2 separate regions of the Homo sapiens genome follow, and region 1 is linked to region 2. The links are chromatin loops, found by intact Hi-C in ENCODE. Cell type or tissue: OCI-LY7. All regions are shown on one strand. Links, peaks and the distances in the headings refer to the core of each region. The heading gives the core; the rest is flanking DNA.

Evidence for each region. Hi-C counts contacts between places; a loop is a spot of excess contacts. Peaks named below come from ENCODE experiments on the same cell type or tissue, not always from the same donor. Only the 100,000 strongest peaks of a DNase experiment are listed, where the experiment ranks them.
Region 1: a loop joins it to region 2, with 7 times the contacts of the local background. A loop is called at or near these places in 3 of 110 quality-filtered maps.

The regions. Positions count from the first base shown.
Region 1 is chr16:18,892,524-18,900,523 of GRCh38, forward strand. It overlaps SMG1 (SMG1 nonsense mediated mRNA decay associated PI3K related kinase), which reads right to left. Exons shown (of 63, transcript NM_015092.5): 2 at 4,270-4,433; 3 at 3,529-3,684. Among named protein-coding and RNA genes, the nearest start is that of SMG1-DT, 30 kb to the right of the region's middle. In OCI-LY7, for the core only: no CTCF peak of the experiment used is centred there; no DNase peak of the experiment used is centred there; H3K4me3 peaks cover 2,199 bases; H3K27ac peaks cover 2,367 bases.
Region 2 is chr16:18,940,758-18,952,589 of GRCh38, forward strand. No RefSeq gene overlaps it. Among named protein-coding and RNA genes, the nearest start is that of SMG1, 20 kb to the left of the region's middle. In OCI-LY7, for the core only: CTCF peaks have their summits at 2,852 (motif pointing left) and 5,584 (motif pointing left); a DNase peak (open chromatin) is centred at 5,594; H3K4me3 peaks cover 505 bases.

The sequences.
Region 1 (8,000 bases), core at 1-8,000, 51 kb before region 2:
GACCAGCCTGGGCAACATGGTGAAACCCTGTCTCCACAGACATACAAAAAATTACATAAACTAGCCAGCCAAGGTGGTGTGCACCTGTAGTCCCAGCTACTCGGGAGGCTGAGGCAGGAGAATCACTGGAGCCCGTGAGGCGGAGGTTGCAGTGAGCCAAGATCACCCCATTGCACTCCAGCCTGGGTGACAGAGCAAGACCCTCTCTCAAAAATAAAATTACATCAAAAGTCACAGTCCACTGGTCAATAAAAGCTCAGGGAATATAGGTCCTATCACTCTTTTGTTCATCTCTATATTCCAGATCCCAGCAGAGTACCTGGCAAATAACAGACCCTCAAAAAAATATTTGCTGAAGGAAACAAGAAATGAATAACCCTAGGCCAACCGAACACCTCAATCCAGAGGACTGGCTGGGAGAGAAAAAAGAAAGGCCTTAGTAACAACTTTCTTTGGGTCCATTCCAAACTGTTTTCAACATGCAGGTAAAGAGCCCGGGTGTAGGTAAATTAAACAACTTCCAAGGGGTACGGATAAAGTCTCAATCAAGTAAAAACAGGATATAGGCTTCTACTTATCATCTAGGTATCCCACTGGAGGAAAGCCTCTTATTCACATTATCATCATTTCCCTGGGATGAAGTTTTCACACATTTAGTTCAACAAATGTCTAATTATCATCTACCACATGCAAGGCATGCCTCCACTAGAAAGGTAGCAAACCACAACTTTTCTCCCCTTATTTTTTAATCACAAGAACAAGCAAACAATAGTGAATACTATGAGTATAATAAAGATGCCTTTAAAAACTAGATTTTTGCTGGGCGAGGTGGCTCTTGCCTGTAATTACCCAGCACTTTGGAAGGCCAAGGCAGGCAGATCACTTGAGCCCAGGAGTTCGAGACCAGCCTGGGCAACATGGTAAAACCCCATCTCTACGAAAAATACAAAAATTAGCTGGGCATAGTGGCACATGCCTGTAATCCCAGCTACTCAGGAGGCTGAGGTGGGAGGATCGCTTTAGCCTGGGAAGCGAAGGTTGCAGTGAAATCACACTAGTGCATTCCAGCCTGGGTGACAGAGCGAGACTGTCTCAAAAAACAAAACAAAAAAAAACCTCAATTTTTGCAAAACATTTTCAACTGTGCTATTTACCATAATTAGCCAATACATACGTAAACAACAAATCACAAAGGGTCTGACAGTTTCATTTCTAAGGTATGAGAAAACATTGGTAAAAAAAGAAACCAGAAGGCTGGGCATGGTGGCTCACACCTGTAATCCCAGCACTTTGGGAGGCCGAGGAAGGCAGATCACGAGGTCAGGAGTTTAAGACCTGCCTGGCCAACGTGGTGGAACTTCGTCTCTACTGAAGATACAAAAAATTAGCCGGGCGTGGTGGCGCGCTCCTGTAATCCCAGCTACTCGGGAGGCTGAGGCAGGAGAATCATTTTAATCTGGGAGGTGGAGGCTGCAGTGAGCTGAGATTGCGCCACTGCACTCCAGCCTGGGTGACAGGGAGATACTCCATCTCATAAATAAATAAATAAATAAATAAATAAATAAATAAATACAAGGGGAACAACACACACTGGATCCTTTTGGAGGGTAGGGGGTGGGAGAAGGGAGAGGATCAAGAGAAACAACCAATGGGTACCAGGCTTAATACCTGGGTGATAAAATAATCTATACTACAAACCCTCATGACACAAGTTTACCAATGTAACAAATCTGCACTGGTATCCTGAACTTAAAAGTTAAAAAAAAAGAAACTACAATGTCTGAGAGAAGAATAGGGTTTTTACAAATCCCTAGCCCATAGAGTATTTCAATAAGGACAGATACCAAAAATGTCATCAAGTTACCAGCTGGGAAATTAGGCTCTACTTACAATTCTGTCACTAGCAAACTACATGACCCTGAGCCTTTGAAGAAGAGGAATTGTTTACTGAACTACTTTAGAGTCGCTGTTTAGCTTCTATAATATCATAAGTCTCAGGCTTCAAATACTCTATTTTAACAAACAGCATAGCCTTTGAATTCATTCCACTTGTGAAAACATAAAAAGAAATCAGTTTTTTAAAAGTTATATACCAACAATAAAAGCTACAGGCACAAAGATTTTCACCAAGATACACAAAGCACACACACAGTATTAAAAAAAAAAAAAAAAAAGTCAAAAACTAAATGTCCAAAAAGTAATTACATCTGACAAAGCCCCATAACTCAGCTTTACCGATAAATTTCTCTTTAAGGAAAAAAATTATCATTACCTCCAATCCTCTGAACTTTCTTTTTTGTTGTTGTTTTTTTGAGACAGAGTCTCGCTCTGTCGCCCAGGCTGGGGTGCAGTGGCGCGATCTAAGCTCACTGCAAGCTCCACCTCCCGGGTTCACGCCAGTCTCCTGCCTCAGCCTCCCGTGTAGCTGGGGCTACAGGCGCCCACCACCGCACCCGGCTAATTTTTTGTATTTTCAGTAGAGACAGGGTTTCACCGTGTTAGCCAGGATGGTCTCGATCTCCTGACCTCGTGATCCGCCCGTCTCAGCCTCCCAAAGTGCTGGGATTACAGGCAGGAGCCACTGCACCTGGCCAATCCTCTGAACTTCCAAGGCACTCACCTATACAGTGAGGCTACATCATAAGGCAGAAATGCTATCAGTGTATTTAACTTTAGAAAAGTGCCCACTCTAGGCAGGGCCCGGTGGCTCACGCCTGTAATGAGCACGCGTGATCACTTGAGGTCAGGAGTTCGAGACCAGCCTGGCCAACATGGTGAAACCCTGTCTCCACTAAAAATGCAAAAATCAGCTGGGTGTGGTGGCATGCACCTGTAACCCCAGCTACTTGGGAGGCTGAGGCACGAGAATCACTTGAACCTGGGAGGCGGAGGTTGCAGTGAGCAGAGATTGCAGCACTGTGCTCCAGCCTGGGTGACAGAGCAAGACTGTCTCAAAAAAATATATTGAAAACAACAACAAAAAAAAAAACCAGAAAAGTACCCACTCTAGGGGGCAGGGGGAAGGAGAGCATCAGCAAGAATAGCTTAATGGATGGTGGGTTTAATACCTAGATGATGGGATGATCTGTGCAGCCAACTACCATGGCACACGTTTACCTACATAACAAACCTGTACATCCTGCACACGTACCCTGAACTTAAAAGAGAAAAAAAAAAAAGACAGAAAAGTACCCCCTCTCTATATATATCTATATCCTCCACAGGCCCAAGAGTTCAAGGACTTGCTGTAGTAAGAGCCTACTATGCACTATACATTCAATATCCACGATAATTGGGTAAACCTTTTCTGTAAGATCTTATCCAGTCTTCTAATCTTGTTTTAAGAGGCTTCTCTTTTAAAATGTACTATAACCTTTCTAGTGGGAAATGAATGTAAACAATTTTTACCTGCACAGTAGGCTAATCAACTTATGCCTGTGCAAGGCGTTAGTAAGAGGCATCCAGAATAAGAGGAGATACAAGTCTTTGGAAGGTGTATGTGATTGGTCCCCGTTTTCCCAGCCTTACCCTGTGATTTCCTCATGTCTTTGGTGGCTAAAGCACGACTGCCATGCTGAACACTGGTGAACTCAGGGCTGGTCACATTGTTAACCCTCAGCTCTTGCCCCAACGACTTCCGACCATAAGTATTTTCCCCAGATCCTCCATTGACACTGTAGCCACCTACAAACAGCAATGTGTACGTTATTTAAATATGATTGTTCGTTTCATTCAGTCAATTTCCTGATAGCTCAGGATCTTATTACTCAATCTGCAGCTCAACCAGCCTTTGCTTCTCCTACCTTTTTCCTGTACTGTCTGCCTTGAAAATCATTTTGATTTCTTTTAATACACCTTTGAAGTTAAATTAATTTTATTTTGATCCCTTCATTGGAAAATAAGCAAAGAAATGAAAACTAAATTAAATCAAATTTTGTACCTTGTTTTAAAACTTTCTTGAAGTTTAGAGATAGTAGCCAAGAGGAACTTCAACCTTAGCTAAATATTTTTGAAAATAAAAACAAAAATAGTATTGTATCTTCCTTGTAAGAAAACTGCATTTATGAATTATGTATGGAAAAAATTTTAAATTTTAAAAATAATAAAGTGGATAAATGTCCTATGAGGTTTTCAGAAATAACACTGCATTTGTTATTCATATTTTAAATATATTAGAAGAAAGCAAGAAAGTTGGGGGTATAAGAAGGCAGGAAGGTGAGACAGGTAGGTTCAAAAAACATGCTTGTAGCAATAAGAAAATATATATACCCTTTTCGTCATTCTGTATGTCAGCGTGGACTCTGGTATCATCGTGCCTTTGCCGAGACACCACAGCTGAATTTGAAGGTTGCAGTCCATAAGAGGAAGAACCACCTCTATCTCTGGATGAAGAATATTTTAAATTATCTGGGTCGGCTGATGCACTATCAGTTCTATAAAAAGAGAAAAGTTTAAGATTAGAACTTTAAATAACATAAATAAATATTTCTTTATACAAGCCTCTCTTCTCCCAAATTTTACATTTAACCATTACTATTTAGTGTAATATGTACTATATATTATATGTAAGCACTCAGCTGTCTAATAAGAAGTCTTTCACTGGGAAGAGATTCTCAATGGATGAAATGCCAACTTTTCAGTCTCTTCTATTGTTCTAAAGACCCATTCAGAAATATGAACAACTACTGGGATTAGGGTGACTTTGCTGGTTTTACCATTGAAAGTCTCCTGTCCCAGGCAAAACAGAACAATTGGTTACTCTGGTCCAGTGTTCTCCTCACATGACTTGATAATAAGAATAATTCTTTCTAAATTCTCCCCCATGGAGAGGGTTAATCAGTCAAAAAATTTCAGCCTTTCCTGTCATAAAAATAAAAAACACTGGCAGCATGTCAGGGACGGGCAATGTCTTACCAAGTTATTTTCTAAGTACTGATTAGGTACTGTAGTATTGAAGACCCCATTGCAGATGCCTTAATTGTAAAGAGTAGCAATCAGAATTTTAAAAATTAAAAAAGAAGACATTTTAAGAAAATAAAAGGTATCAGAAATGCAATAAAGTGATATCAGAAAGTTGTAGTTCATAATCTATTTAAAATTCAGGTACTGTTTAGAATAATACCTGATGCTTATTAGTAAACAAGTAGGGTACAGCCAAGGGTAAAAGTGTGTCCTCATCTAAGTATCTGCTCTACGCTTCAACTACCTCATAAGTAAAACAGAGCTGAGTTACAAGACTTCTCATGAGTGTTACTCTTTCAGCCATCAATCATAAACTATCAAGAAAGAAGACAACAAAATAATCTATTATAGCATACGAAAAATCCAAGTAAGTTCTTCCCCTACTGATTTTCTCCTGAGAGGAACAACTTTGAGAAAAAAAAAAAAAAGAAAATCACTTCTATGATATTTACTAAAAATGCTTTCTCAACCTTTTAGAACCTGAATCTTTTAGAAAAGTTTAGGACACTGGCAAGGCCAGACACTAAGCTATTCCTCTATGCTTTGCCCCTCCCTCTATGGTGTAAAAGTGACAGCAGTGTTTGTATACTGTATATATTTCGTTTAGAGTTTATTAGTCTTTCCTTGCTTCCAAAAATACTAAACATAAAACTTAGCATGAGCTCAATCAGTTGGACACCTTGATCTGCACTTACTGCAATCACTGTTAATACAGAATGCAGACAACAGGTCCAATTAAACTTGGATATCTAACTGGTACAAGTCATTACTTATAAAGGATCTCAATCTGAAACTTCATGAAATTCAAAACCTAGCATACTAAAATGACTAAGGCTCCATAAGGAGTATCTTCTAATATTCAGAGTTCATTTATTCATAAAGCTAAGTACTTAGAACATAAGGGAAAATAAAATCTATGGAATTTCAAGAAAAATGTATGAGAATATTTTCTGAGTATACTAAGTCTATAAGCATTAAAATATTAACTCAATGGACCATAACTTTTTTAAACTAATGAAAAGACATTCCTTATGTACCTAAAAATAGCACATTTAACATGCATCTATATAAATCATAGCATACGATTACTTTCTGAAAGGAGATTGAAACATAAGAGAGCTTATAATCTTTTCTGACAGAGTTTGAACTTTATATGTATGCCACAGTAAGCTCTTATTAGATGAGCGAATAAAATAAGCACTTGACTAATTCGGAAACACAAAGATAAATGGAGTCTGCCAATATTTAAACATATCTTCACTTCCTGTTTTCATCATGTTTACTTATCTCCTATACTACCTTTACTATTAAGAGTTAAATATTTGTATCACTTTCTGGTGACACAGTAGTACCATAAGGCAGCAGAGAATACAAGTTAAAAAAAGATCTGGGCTCAAATCCCAGCTCCAGCACTGAAAAGTATGTGTGCCTTTGCACAAATTACTTGATCTCCAAGCCTTGGTTGTCTCTTGCATAAAATGAGGATGATACCTACCTAACATGCAAGGTTGTTGTGAGGCTTAAATAAGATAATGAATTATAAAGAAACGCTTAGTTTGCAGGGTATGTTAAAAGTTATTATGACCATAATACAAAATAAACTCAGTTTCCAGTCTAAAAGACAATGTACAAACAGTTCATGAGTATATGAATATAATCAAGACAAGTTTTTACAGTCAATATAGAGCAACTTAAATACTTCACTGAAGAAACCGGGTAATCTGTTGCTACCAACAATGTGTTTCCAACTACGAAGCATCTGATTTCAAACTAAACTGTAAAACCAGGAGCCGCTTCCCCGTTGGTTAGAAATAAGGTTTCTAAATCCCCTAAGTTATGAACACTGAGATTTTTTTCCCAAAAAAAATTTGTGTTTTCAGAAATATAACAAAAAAAAACTAACTGGAATAGAGCCACTGTCTCAGAAATACCTAAAAACTCCCTAGTTGCCAAATTATTTTAATACAAATTGATCAAAGCATCCCCAACCAGAACTCAGGTTGTAAGCATTCTGAACCTAAAAGCACAAAATGCTTTAGCATTTATATGAAATTTCTATTTTTATACAATCTTGACTACTTAGGTTTCAAAAAATGTCAATGTCAGGCTGTTAGCACCAACAAGATCATCCCAGTCCAATAAATAGAAAACTGTTAAAGAACGGAAATGAGCACTTAAAATGAGGCAATCAAAGCCACAAAATAGAAACTGCAGATTTGAACTCCAAGAAGCAGGCATGAATGTTAGGCTAGTTAGTTAGAAGAGCTGAAAGGGATATCATCTGCCAGAATTAGTGTCTCAATTTAGTGAAAAAAGAAAATCTATCTGTTAAGTCTAAGAATCCTAGCAATGATCCAAAAATACCTCTACAGCCCCTTTAATATTCTAAAAATATCATGGAGAGAAAAAAAAAGAAATGCATAAATTTCCCCACAACGATCAAACTGAAGTTAAAGCCTGATGTACATGCCACATGAGAGGTAAGTTTCTAAAGCTCATACCTCAAAAATCGCATACTGTATAATATGGAGCCTTTGTGATGTTTTGCATCAAGTCAATCTGTAAGACAGTAGTTACAATATTAGTGAAGACAGTGGGTTAAAACATTTGTTGTTCAAACATGGAGCAAATATCATTCATGAGTTAGGTGCCTTTAGTTGAACTATGGTCCCATTAGGGTTCATACATTAAAGCAAAAATTGAGGTGGAAAGCCACTCTGTGCCTTACAGGATAAAGAGGCTTAATGTGGCAACCAAAAAAATTTTAGTACATAAGAGAATTTAAATGTTAACTGTAACATACAAATCACATGCAAATATAGTTACCACTTATTTTAGCTACCTATTCTCAATATACAGAAAAATGCCACAAATCTAGGAGGCCATTCGTTTCAAATGACCAGAATCCTTAGACCTCACACCAACAATCCACCATGTGCTGGGGATGGTATCGCCTGACTAAATGTAGCCTTGCAGTCCATTCTTGTAAGTATTAGAGAGAAAAAGAGAGAGAGTGTCATCTCTGGAAAGTGTGAAGT
Region 2 (11,832 bases), core at 2,328-10,327:
GCTAGGATTACAGGCACCCACCACCATGCCCAGCTAATTTTTGTATTTTTAGTAGATACGGGATTTCCTCACGTTGGCCAGGCTGGTCTCAAACTCCTGACCTCAGGTGATCCACTCACCTTGGCCTCCCAAAGGAATGGGATTACAGGCATGAGCCACCGCTCCCAGCTGCTTCTAAAGAAGACCTCCCCTGAGGTCAGGAATTCGAGACCAGCCTGGCCAACATGGCGAAACCCCATCTCTACTAAAAAAATACAAAAATTGGCCGGGCGCGGGTGCTCACACCTGTAATCCTATCACTTTGGGAGGCCGAGGCGGGCAGATCACAAGGTCAGGAGATCGAGACCATTCTGGCTAACATGGTGAAACCCCATCTCTAAAAAAAAAACAAATATAGCCGGGCATGGTGGTGGGCGCCTGTAGTCCCAGCTACTTGGGAGGCTGAGGCAGGAGAATGACGTAAACCCGGGAGGCAGAGCTTGCAGTGAGCCGAGATCGCGCCACTGCACTCCAGCCTGGGTGACAGAGCAAGACTCCGTCTCAAAAAAAAAAAAAAAATTCAAAAATTAGCTGGGTGTGGTGGCAGGCACCAGTAATCCCAGCTACTTGGGAGGCTGAGGCAGGAGAATCGCTTGAGCTCGGGAGGCGGAGGTTGCAGTGAGTCGAGATTGTGCCACTGCACCCCAGCCCGGGCAACAGAGCTAGACTCCATCTCAAAAAAAAAAAAAAAAGAAAAGAAAAGAAAAGAAAGCTATTTCCCAAGTTTTGATGTGAGTAACCAGTGTGTTGGTGCCATTTACTGAGATAAGAAAGGCCTGGACAGAGGCAAATTGGAGTCAAGAGTTCTGTTTTGACCATGTTAAATCTGAGATGTGCATGAGATTGCCAAGTGCACATGTCAAGCCAGGAGTAGGGTCTATAAACATGTGGCCTAAATAGGCAAATTTGAGAATCATTGGCCTGAAGATGATACTTTAAGGATATGTGTGGAAACAATGTTACAGAAAATTGGCTCAAGGAAAAGGAAAGTTATACATTTTTAAGTGCAATTAAACAAATTTAAAAACCTAGACTCATCCCTCTTAAAGGCCCTTAAACATCCCTAGAAGCCTCCTTCAGAATCTTGAAGTGTGAACTCTTGTTCTTGGTCTTCTAATTAATCCTGCCTTAGAGTCTCAAGGGCCATTCACAAGCAAGAAGCCTTTTATCATCTCTTGTAAAAAAGAACCTGCAAGAGCTGCTTCTCCTGCTGTATTTCCATTATATCAGTGCTGTTTTCTGAGTTTTTTTTTAATTGCAGTTGTGCAATATTTAAGTCACCTTATAGTTTAAATAAGTGTTTCCAGATTTGCCTTGGGAAATAAGCAGTTGATGCTGTCTCTGTGGGAAAAAAGCTCTGAGGTATACACTTTTGGAACACAACCTGCTGCCTACAAGTTAGGAATTGCCACGTTTGGTTTTAATAAGACCCCACCCTTAACTCCAAGGAGTTTATAATGTAATAATAAACATAGTAACACCAGGGCTGGGTGTGGTGGCTCATGCCTGTAATCCCCACACTTTGGGAGGGTGAAGCAAGAGGATCACTTAAAGCCAGGAGTTCAATACCACCCTGGGCAACATAGTGAGACCCTATGTCTGCAAAACAATAAAAACAATAAATTAATTGAGCATGGTGGCACTCACCTATAGTCCCAGCTACTTGGGAGACTGAGGCAAAAGAATCATTTGAGCCCAAGAGTTCAAGGCTGCAGTAAGCTGTGATTGTGCCACTGCACTCCAGCCTGGGCAACAGAGCAAAGGCAGAAACACTAAATATTATAGCATCGATTGAGCATTGCTATGGTCTGAAAGTGTTCCCCACAGATTTCTTTCTTTCTTTCTTTCTTTCTTTCTTTCTTTCTTTCTTTCTTTCTTTCTTTCTTTCTTTCTTTCTCTTTCCTTTTTCTTCTTTCTTTCTTTCTTTCTTTCTTTCTTTCTTTCTTTCTTTCTTTCTTTCTTTCTTTCTTTCTCTCTGTGTCCCTCTTTCTTTCTTTCTCCCTCTCTCTTTCTTTCTTTCTCCCTTCCTTCCTTCCTTCCTTCCTTCCTTTTTTTTTTTTTTTTGAGACAGAGGCTCGCTCTGTCGCCCAGGCTGGAGTGCAGTGATGCGATCTCGGCTCACTGTGAGCTCCACCTCTCAGGTTCATGCCATTCTCCTGCCTCAGCCTCCCAAGTAGCTGGGACTACAGGTGTCCGCTGCCAAGCCCGGCTAATTTTTTTGTATTTTTAGTAGAGACGGGGTTTCACCGTGTTAGCCGGGATGGTCTCAGTCTCCCGTCCTCGTGATCCTCCCGCCTCGGCCTCCCAAAGTGTTGGGATTACAGGCGTGAGCCACCACACCTGGCCTTCTTTTATTTATTTATTTTTTTTGAGACAGAGTCTTGTCCTGTCGCTCAGGCTGGAGTGCAGTGGCGCAGTCTTGGCTCACTGCAGCCTCCACCTCCTGGGTTCAAGCAATTCTCCTGCTTAGCCTCCCGAGTAGCTGGGACTACAGGCACACACCACCATGCGCAGCTAATTTTTGTATTTTTAGTAGAGATGGGGTTTCACCACGTTGGCCAGGCTGGTCTCGAACTACTGACCTCAAGTGATCTGCCCGCCTTGGCCTCCCAAAGTGCTGGGATTACAAACAAGAGCCACCATGCCCTGCTTCCCACAAGTTTCTGTGTTAAAATCCTGACACTCAAGATGATGGTTTTAGGAAGCTAGGTGTTTGGGAGGTGATATGGTTTGGCTGTGTCCCCACCCAAATCTCATCTTGAATTGTAGCTCCCATAGTTCCCACGTGTTGTAGGAGAGACCCCTGGTGGGAGATAATTGAATCATGGGGGTGGTTTCCCCCATACTGCTCTTGCGATAGTGAGTAAGTCTCGAGATTTGACGATTTTATAACGGGTTGCCCCTTTTGCTTGGCTCTCATTCTCTCTTGTCTGCCGCCATATAAGACAAGCTTTTGGCCTTCCGCCATGGTTGTGAGACCTCCCCAGCCAGGTGGAACTGTGAGTCCATTAAACCTCTTTTTCTTCATAAATTACCCAGTCTAAGGTATATCTTTATCAGCAGTGTGAAAATGGACTAATACAGGAGGTGATTAGGTCACGAAGGCAGAGCCCTCATGAACAAGACTAGTGTCCTTATAAAAGAGGCACCAAGAAGCTGCCTTGTGCCTTCCACTATGTAAGGACACAACAAGAAGGTGTCGTGTTATCTGTGAACTAGGAAGTGAGCCCTCCCCAGATACCGAATCTACTGGTGCCTTGATTTTGGACTTATTCTCTAGAACTATGAGAAATAAATTCCTGTTGTTATATGCCGCCAGTTTATCCGTTTTTTTTTGTTTGTTTTTTTTTTTTGAGATGGAGTCTCACTCTGTCGCCCAGGCTGGAGTACAATGGCACAATCTCAGCTTACTGCAATCTTTGCCTCCCATGTTCAAGAGATTCTCCTGCCTCAGCCTCCTGAGTAGCTGGGACTACAGGTGTGCACCACCACACCTGGCTAATTTTTGTATTTTTAGTAGAGATAGGGTTTCACTATGTTGGCCAGGCTGGTCTCAAACTCCTGACCTCAGGTGATCTGCCCGCCTCCCAAAGTGTTGGGATTACGGGTGTGAGCCACCGCACTTGGCCACTATTTTTTTACAGCAGCATCCATGGACTGAAACAAGCATGTACCCCATGCCAGGTAGTATACATCTCAGCACTTCACAGGCAGAGCTCTAATCTTCACACATGCTTGATGGGGAGGTATTATTATTCCCATTTTACAGATTAAAATGCCAAGCTTCAGAATGATTGTGTGTATTGCTAAAGACCTGGACCCGCCTTATCTTAGACTTTTCAGCAAATGTAGTTGTTCACTAAGCCTTATTATTTATTGTGGCATGTGACTTAGCTGTCTCATTTGCTAACTCAAAGGTACAAACCCCTTCTCATTTTTTTTTCTGTCAACAACAGTTTCCAGCTTATAATGGGTACTCAAATATTTAGTGAAGGAATAAATGAGAGACACAGATATGACTACACACACACACACACAAAAATAACAGGCAACAAAGTGAGACTCCATCCTTCCAAAAAAATGTAAAAATAGCCAGGCATAGTGGCGTATGCCTGTAGTCTCAGCTACTCAGGAGGCTGAGGTGGGAGGACCACTTGAGCCCCAGAGACTGAAGCTATAGTGAGCTGTGATTGCACCACTGCGCTCCAGCCTGGGTGACAGAGAAAAGAGAGAGAGAGAGAGAAAAGCCAAAAGCCCCCAAGTGCATTGGAGGGGAAGAATTGGATCCTAAAAAAGTCCTGGGATATCATTTAATCTAGAAGTCATTACCTCGCTGGCTCTAGGGAAAACGATGGCCTCAGGAGTATTTTGTGTAATTTCCAAATTCTGCAAAATAAAGTTGTGTTAGTTCCTGGCATTTATAAATTGAGAAATTGCAAATGGAAATCCAGATTTTATTTTATTTATTTATTTATTTGCTTTACTTGAAATCTGGCAATTCTGGACCCACATTCCCAGAAGTTAACAAAGAAAGAGGGGCTGAGTAGGGGCCACGCTTAGTCCCGTTTAGGCTATTCCTTAGCTCCTGTAGGCATTGGAATTTGCGCCCTCGGGCATCAAATTTCCTTATTTTGGAAGTGAGAAAACAGAGACCCAGCATAGCAGAGTGACTTCCTCTAAGGGATCCAGGTATCCCAGCCCTAACCTCTTTCCATACCGCACTGCCCAGGATACAAAAGCATCCTAAAACTCCTGATTTGTCATGACTGCACATATGCGCACATATGTCAAAGCGAGTGTGGGTTTGGAGACTCTAGAGAAATGAACCAGCCATAAATCATTTTCAAGCTAAGGAAAAAAGACTTAAATATATGAATGGGATTAGTACAAAAGGATCTTGTCAATTAAAAAATTCCAGGACAGGCTGGGCACGGTGGTTCGCGCCTGTAATCCCAGCACTTTGGGAGGCCAAGGCGGGCGGATCACAAGGTCAGGAGTTTGAGACCAGCCTGGCCGATATGGAGAAACCCTGTCTCTACTAAAAATACAAAAATTAGCTGGGCGTGGTGGTGGGCACCTGTAGTCCCAGCTACTTGGGAGCTGAGGCAGGAGAATCCATCATGCCACTGCACTCCAGTCTGGGCAAAAGAGGGAGACTCCGTCTCACGAAAAACAAACAAACAAACAACAAACAAACAAAAAAAACCCAAGGAAAATGACATTTCTGTTGCGTTTGGTCAGAAGGCCCATTGCAATCTGGGGTTCTTATTCTACCTGTTCAGGGAAATACGAAGTCCAGATGAATGTGTATTCCAATTCTGACTCAGGCTTGGTTTCACTTTCTAAATTGCTCAGCAGGAATCTGATAAGATGCTGAGAAAAGAGTAAAAAGAAAAAATTGGAGGGTGGGGCGGGGAGAGCCAGAAATAGCTGGTTTAGGGGAGGCCTCCTGGGATTACCATGAACCAATGCAGTAATTAATAATATGAGGAACAGAATCTATCCGAATGTTAATTAAAGTGTTTCCTCCTCCCTTACTCACTCTCTCTAGGGCCCCCTGGAGGTGCTCATTGAATTTACTTTTCCCAGGCCATTCTCCGCTCCCCTAGACAGATCATCTGAGGTGGGGTGCGGGGGTTGGGCGGGAAAACAGTCTCTGTTACCAGAGAATCAGAAAAACAAAAGCTGGCCGGGCTCGGTGGCTCACGCCTGTAATCCCAGCACTTTGGGAGGCCAAGGTGGGTGGATGACCTGAGGTCAGGAGTTTGAGACTAGCTTGGCCAACATGGTGAAACCCTGTCTCTACCAAAAAATACAAAAATTAGCCAGGTGTGGTGGTGGGCACCTGTAATCCCAGCTATTCAGGAGGCAGGAGAATCACCTGAACCCAGGAGGTGGAGATTGCAGTGAGCCAAGATCGTGCCACTGCACTCCAGCCTGGGTGACAGAGCACGACTTCATCTCAAAAAAAGAAAAAGAAAAAAGAAAATAAAGCAACAACCTCTGGATCATTGATCTGTAAGTCAGACAGTTTCAGACACACATCTCAGATTGAGTTTTTGTATTCCAGGACAGGGCACCTCACATTTTAATGTGCTTAGGAGAGTCACAGGGCCAGCCAGGGTGGCTCATGCCTGTAATCTGAGCACTCTAGGAGGCTGAGGCGGGAGAATCACTTGAGCTCAGGAGTTAGAGACCAGCCTGGGTAACATATCAATACCTTGTCTCTATTAAAAATAATAATAAGGCCGGGCACAGTGGCTCACGCCTGTAATCCCAGCACTTTGAGAGGCTGAGGTGGGTGGATCACAAGGTCAGGAGTTCAAGACCAGCCTGGCCAAGATGGTGAAACCCCATCTCTACTAAAAATACAAAAAAATTAGCTGGTTATGGTGGTGGACACCTGTAATCCCAGCTACTCGGGAGGCTGAGGCAGAGAATTGCTTGAACCAGGAGGCGGAGGTTGCGGTGAGCCGAGATCATGCCATTGCACTCCAGCCTGGGTGACAGAGCAAGACTTTGTCTCAAAAAAAAAAAAAAAGGAGAGCTATTCTGCCCCCGCCGCCACCCCAACTTGTTAAAGTACAGCCTCAGATTCAGCAGCTCTGGGGCAGGGCCTGAGATTTCTTTTTGTTTTTTAAGAGTTTTTTTTTGGAGACAGTCTTGCTGTCTGTCGCCCAGCCAGGAGTGCAGTGGCATGATCTTGGCTCACACCATGCCTGGCTAATTTTTGAATTTTTGGCTGGGCGCAGTGGCTCACGCCTGTAATCTCAGCACTTTAGGAGGCTGAGGCGAGCGGATCACCTGAGGTCAGGAGTTCGAGACCAACCTGGCCAACATGGTGAAACCTTGTCTCTACTAAAAATACAAAAATTAGCCTGGCGTGATGGCAGGCGCCTGTAATCCCAGCTACTTGGGAGGCTGAGGCAAGAGAATCGCTTGAACCTGGGAGATGGAGGTTGCAGTGAGCCAAGATCGCACCATCGCCCTCCAGCCTGGGTGACAAGAGTGATGACTTTGTCTCGAAAAAAAAATGTATTTTTAGTAGAGATGGAGTTTCACCATGTTTACCAGGCTGGTCTAAAACTCCTGACCTCAAGTCATCTGCCCACCTCGGCCTCCCAAAGTGCTAGGATTACAGGCATGAGCCCCCCCACCTGGCCTGTTTTTGTGTTTTTTGAGACAAGGTCTCATTCTGTGGTTCAGTCTGGAATGCAGTGACACGATCACGGCTCACTGTAGCCACAGGCGCGCACCACCACTCCCAGCTAATTTTTTGTATTTAGAGACAGGGGTTTCACCATGTTGCCCAGGCTAGTCTCCAACTCCTGGGCTCAAGTGATCCACCTGCATAGGCCTCCCAAAGTGCTGGGATTACAGGCGTGAGCCACTGTGCCAGGCCTGAGGTTCTGCATTTCTACCGGGCACCCAGGGGATGGTGACGCTGCGCGTACTAGACCACACTGGTTCTCAAACTCTCCTGCCCACTTGAATCACCTGCGGGATGTGTAAAAACTACTGATGCCTGAGTCCTATCACCAGATTCTGATTTAATTAAGTGTGATTGAAGCCTGAGCATTAGAATTTCTCAAAGCTGCCAAAGAAATCCTAGTGTGAGGTAAAGTTTGAGATACACTGCCTTAGACTAGAGCAGTCACTCTCAAACTTTTGTGTACACAAAGTTACCTGGAGAGTTTGTTACAAAAAAACCCAAAAACCCACAAAGCAAAACAAACAAACAAAAAAACCACACAGATCGCTGGGATCCACCCTCCTGAGTTTCCGACTCATCAGGTCTGGGTAGGGCTTGAGAATCTGGCTTAGGCTATAATGCAGTGGTGCCATTATAGCTCACTGTAGCCTTGAACTCCTGGGTTCCAGTGATCCTCCTGCCTCAGCCTCCCAAAGTAGCTGAGACCACGGGCACATGCCACCATGCTAAGTTTTTATTTTTATATTTTTATTTTTTAGAAACCAGGTTTTGCTGTGTTGCCCGGGCTGGTCTCCAACTCTTGGCTTCAAGCGATCCTCCTGCCTCCCAAACTGCTGGGATTACAGGCATGAGCCAATTTTTTTTTTTTTTTTTTAGTAGAGACAGGATTTTACCTTGTTGGCAAGGGTGGTCTCACCCACCCAAGAATTTGTATTTTTAACAAAGTGTGGCTGGGCGCGGTGGCTCACGCCTGTAATCCTACCACTTTGGGAGGCCGAGGCAGGTGGATCACCTCCCCTGAGGTCGGGAGTTCGCGACCAGCCTGAGCAACATGGAGAAACCCCGTCTCTACTAAAACTACAAAATTAGCCAGACGTGGTGGTGCATGCCTGTAATCCCAGCTACTCAGGAGGCTGAGGCAGGAGAATCGCTTGAACCCGGGAGGGGGAGGTTGTGGTGAGCCGAGATCATGCCATTGCACTCCAGCCTGGGCAACAAGATCGCAACTCCGTCCCAAAAAAAAAGAAGTGTGGCTGAATCTGCCAGTTCTGGTGATCACACTTTCAGAAATACTTCCTTGGGCAGGTAAAATTATGTAATGCAGTGTTCAAAATGGGAGAACAATTATTATTATTATTATTATTATTTTGGCAGGGAGGACAGGTTCTCACTCTGTTGCCCAGGTTGAGAGTATTATAGTTCACTGCAACCTGGAACTCCTAGGCTCAAGGGATCCTCCTCCCACCTCAGCCTGCTGAGTATCTGGGACTACAGTTGCACACAACCTCACCCTGCTCTTTTGTTTTTCTCATTCCTTCTTTCTTTCTTCCTTTTTTTTTTTTTTTTTGTGACAGGGTCTTTCTCTGTCACCTAGGCTGGAGTGCAGTGGCGTGATCTCGGCTCACGCAACCTCTGCCTCCCAGATTCAAGCGATTCTCCTGCCTCCACCTCCCGAGTAGCTGGGACCACAGGTGTACATCACCATGCCCGGATAATTTTTTTGTGTGTATTTTTAGTAGAGACAGGATTTCACCTTGTTGGCAAGGCTGGTCTCAAATTCCTGAACTCAGGTGATTTGCCCACCTTGGTTTCCCAAAGTACTGGGATTACAGGCATGAACCACCACACCCAGTTTTGCCCTGCTAATTTAAAAAATGTTTTTGTAGAGATGGGGCCTCACTATGTTGCTCAGGCTGGTCTTGAACACATAGGCCTCAAGCAATCCTTCCACCTCAGCCTCCCAAAGTGTTGGGATTACAGGCATGAGCACACAGTGCCTAGCCTATTATTATTATTTTTATTGAGCAGACTCCTGAACCAGAATAGGTTCAGAGAGACTTTTTAATTTTTTTAACTGTATGATATCTCTCAGTTATGGCAGTGTAACTTGTGTCACTGAATTTCCAAAGTATACCTTTTTTTTTTAACTGTGCTTCAAATAAATAGAAAAATAGTTATAGGCTGGGTGCAGTGGCTCATACCTGTAATCCCAACACTTTGGGAGACTGAGGCAGGAGGGTCACTTGGGGCCAGGAGTTCAAGACCAACCTGGGCAACATAGCAATAACCCATCTCCAAAAAAAAAAACCAAACAAACAAACAAACAAAAAAACAAACACTAGCCAGGTGGGATGGTGTGTGCCTATAGTCCCAGCTACTGGAGAGGCTGAGACAGGAGGATCACTTGAGCCCAGGGGGTTGAGGCTGCAATGAGCCATGATCACACCACTGCACTCCAGCCTGGGTAACAGAATGAGACCCTGTCTTGTGGCTGGGTGCAGTGGCTCACGCTTGTAATCTCAGCACTTTGGGAGGCCGAGGCAGGTGGATTACAAGGTCAAGAGATCGAGACCATCCTGGCCAACATGGTGAAACCTTCTCTCTACTAAAAAAATACAAAAAATTAGCTGAGTGTGGTGGTGCGTGCCTTGTAGTCCTAGCTACTCGGGAAGCTGATGCAGCAGAATCGCCTGGACCCAGGAGGCAGAGATTACATTGAGCTGAGATTGCACCACTGCATTCCAGCCTGGCGACAGAGCGAGACTCTGTCTCAAAAATAAATAAGTAAATAAAATACAAATAAAAAAATAAAAAAAGAGACCTTGTCTCAAAAAAAGAAAAAGAGAAAGAAAAAGAAAAACTTAAAAAAGAAACACAATTATATAGATGAAAAAAAAGAACCACTTCCTGTGGGCTGATGAAGAGGTGAGGGACCTCATAGACAGCAGCTGTGTTACCAAAGGGAAGACCAAGGGGAGGCCACTGATCTTCACTTAAGAAAGTATAAATTGTCAGTGTCCAGACGCTGCATTGGCCATCCTTCTCTTGCCACCTGGGGAGAAGTGTCTACCAACTGTAGCCAGCCTGTGGTCCTCTATTTATGCCACAGGACTTGCCAGCTCTCCAATCTATCCACTCCACGTGGACAACTGCCTCCGCCATAGTTCAGGACAACTGCCACCTCTCTAGAGCAGAGGGTGATGGGGCTTGTCCTCAGAGGGTGGTGCTGATGGGAGGGTAAACTCCTGTGCCTGGGCATGCTGCAGATTTCCTAAGTTAGAACAGTGGTAGAACATCACCTTTATGTCAGTAAAATCCCATGACTCCTTTACAGTATCATGGCTTAACCACCTTAGTTTTTATCCCAAGGGTAGAAGAACTGAGCTATAGCTATAGAGACACCAAGATATGGTCCAAGGAGTAAGAATTTTCTTATGAGGGCATGGTGGCTCACACCTATAATCCTAGCATTTTGCGGCCGGGCACGGTGGCTCATGCCTGTAATCCCAGCACTTTGGGAGGCCGAGGCGGGTGGATCACGAGGTCAGAAGATCGAGACCATCCTGGCTAACACGGTGAAACCCCATCTCTACTAAAAAAATACAAAAAATTAGCCGGGCTTGGTGGCGGGTGCCAGTATTCCCAGCTACTTGGGAGGCTGAGGCAGGAGAATGGTGTGAACCCGGGAGGTGGAGCTTGCAGTGAGCCGAGATTTCACCACTGCACTCCAGCCTGGGTGACAGAGCGAGACTCCGTCTCAAAGCAAACAAACAACAAAAAAAAAAACCTAGCATTTTGGTAGGCCAAGGAGGGAGGATGGTTTGAGCCTAGGATTTTGAGACCAACCTGGGCAACATAGCAAGACCTCATCTCTACAAAAAAAAATTTTAAAAATTAGACGGGCATGGTGGTATGCACCTGCAGTCCCAGCTACTCAGGAGGCTGAGGCAGGAGGATTGCTTGAGCCCAAGAGTTCAAGGCTGCAATGAGCTATGATTGGGCCACTGTACTCCAGTCTCTACAACAGACTGAGACCTTGTTTTGTTTTGTTTTTTTTTAAGTGCCACTTAACTCAGGCTACTGGTTATGAAAATGCCCCTGAAAGAAATTAAATAGGTAAGTAAAGGAAATTTCCTGGGGGAAGATATTTATTTATTTATTTAGAGACAGGTTCTTTCTCTGTCACCCAGGCTGGAGTGCAGTGGCACAATCTCAGCTCATTGCAACCTCTGCCTCCCAGGTTCAAGCGATTCTCCTGCCTCAGCCTCCTGAATAGCTGGGATGACAGGCGTGCACCACCATGCCTGGTTAATTTTTGTATTTTTAGTAGAGCTGGGCTTTTACCATGTTGGCCAGGCTAGAAAATAAATATTTAAAAACAGCTTCTGGGCCTTACCTCTGCTTCATCTTGAAGCTTATTTGTAAATCAGCATGCTTTTTTCTTTTCTCCTTTTAAATTAACTAATTAATTAATTAATTGTTTTGAAACAGAGTTTTGCTCTTGTCTCCCAGGCTGGAGTGCAATGGTGCAATCTTGGCTGACTGCAATCTCCACCTCCTGAGTTTTAAGTGATTCTCCC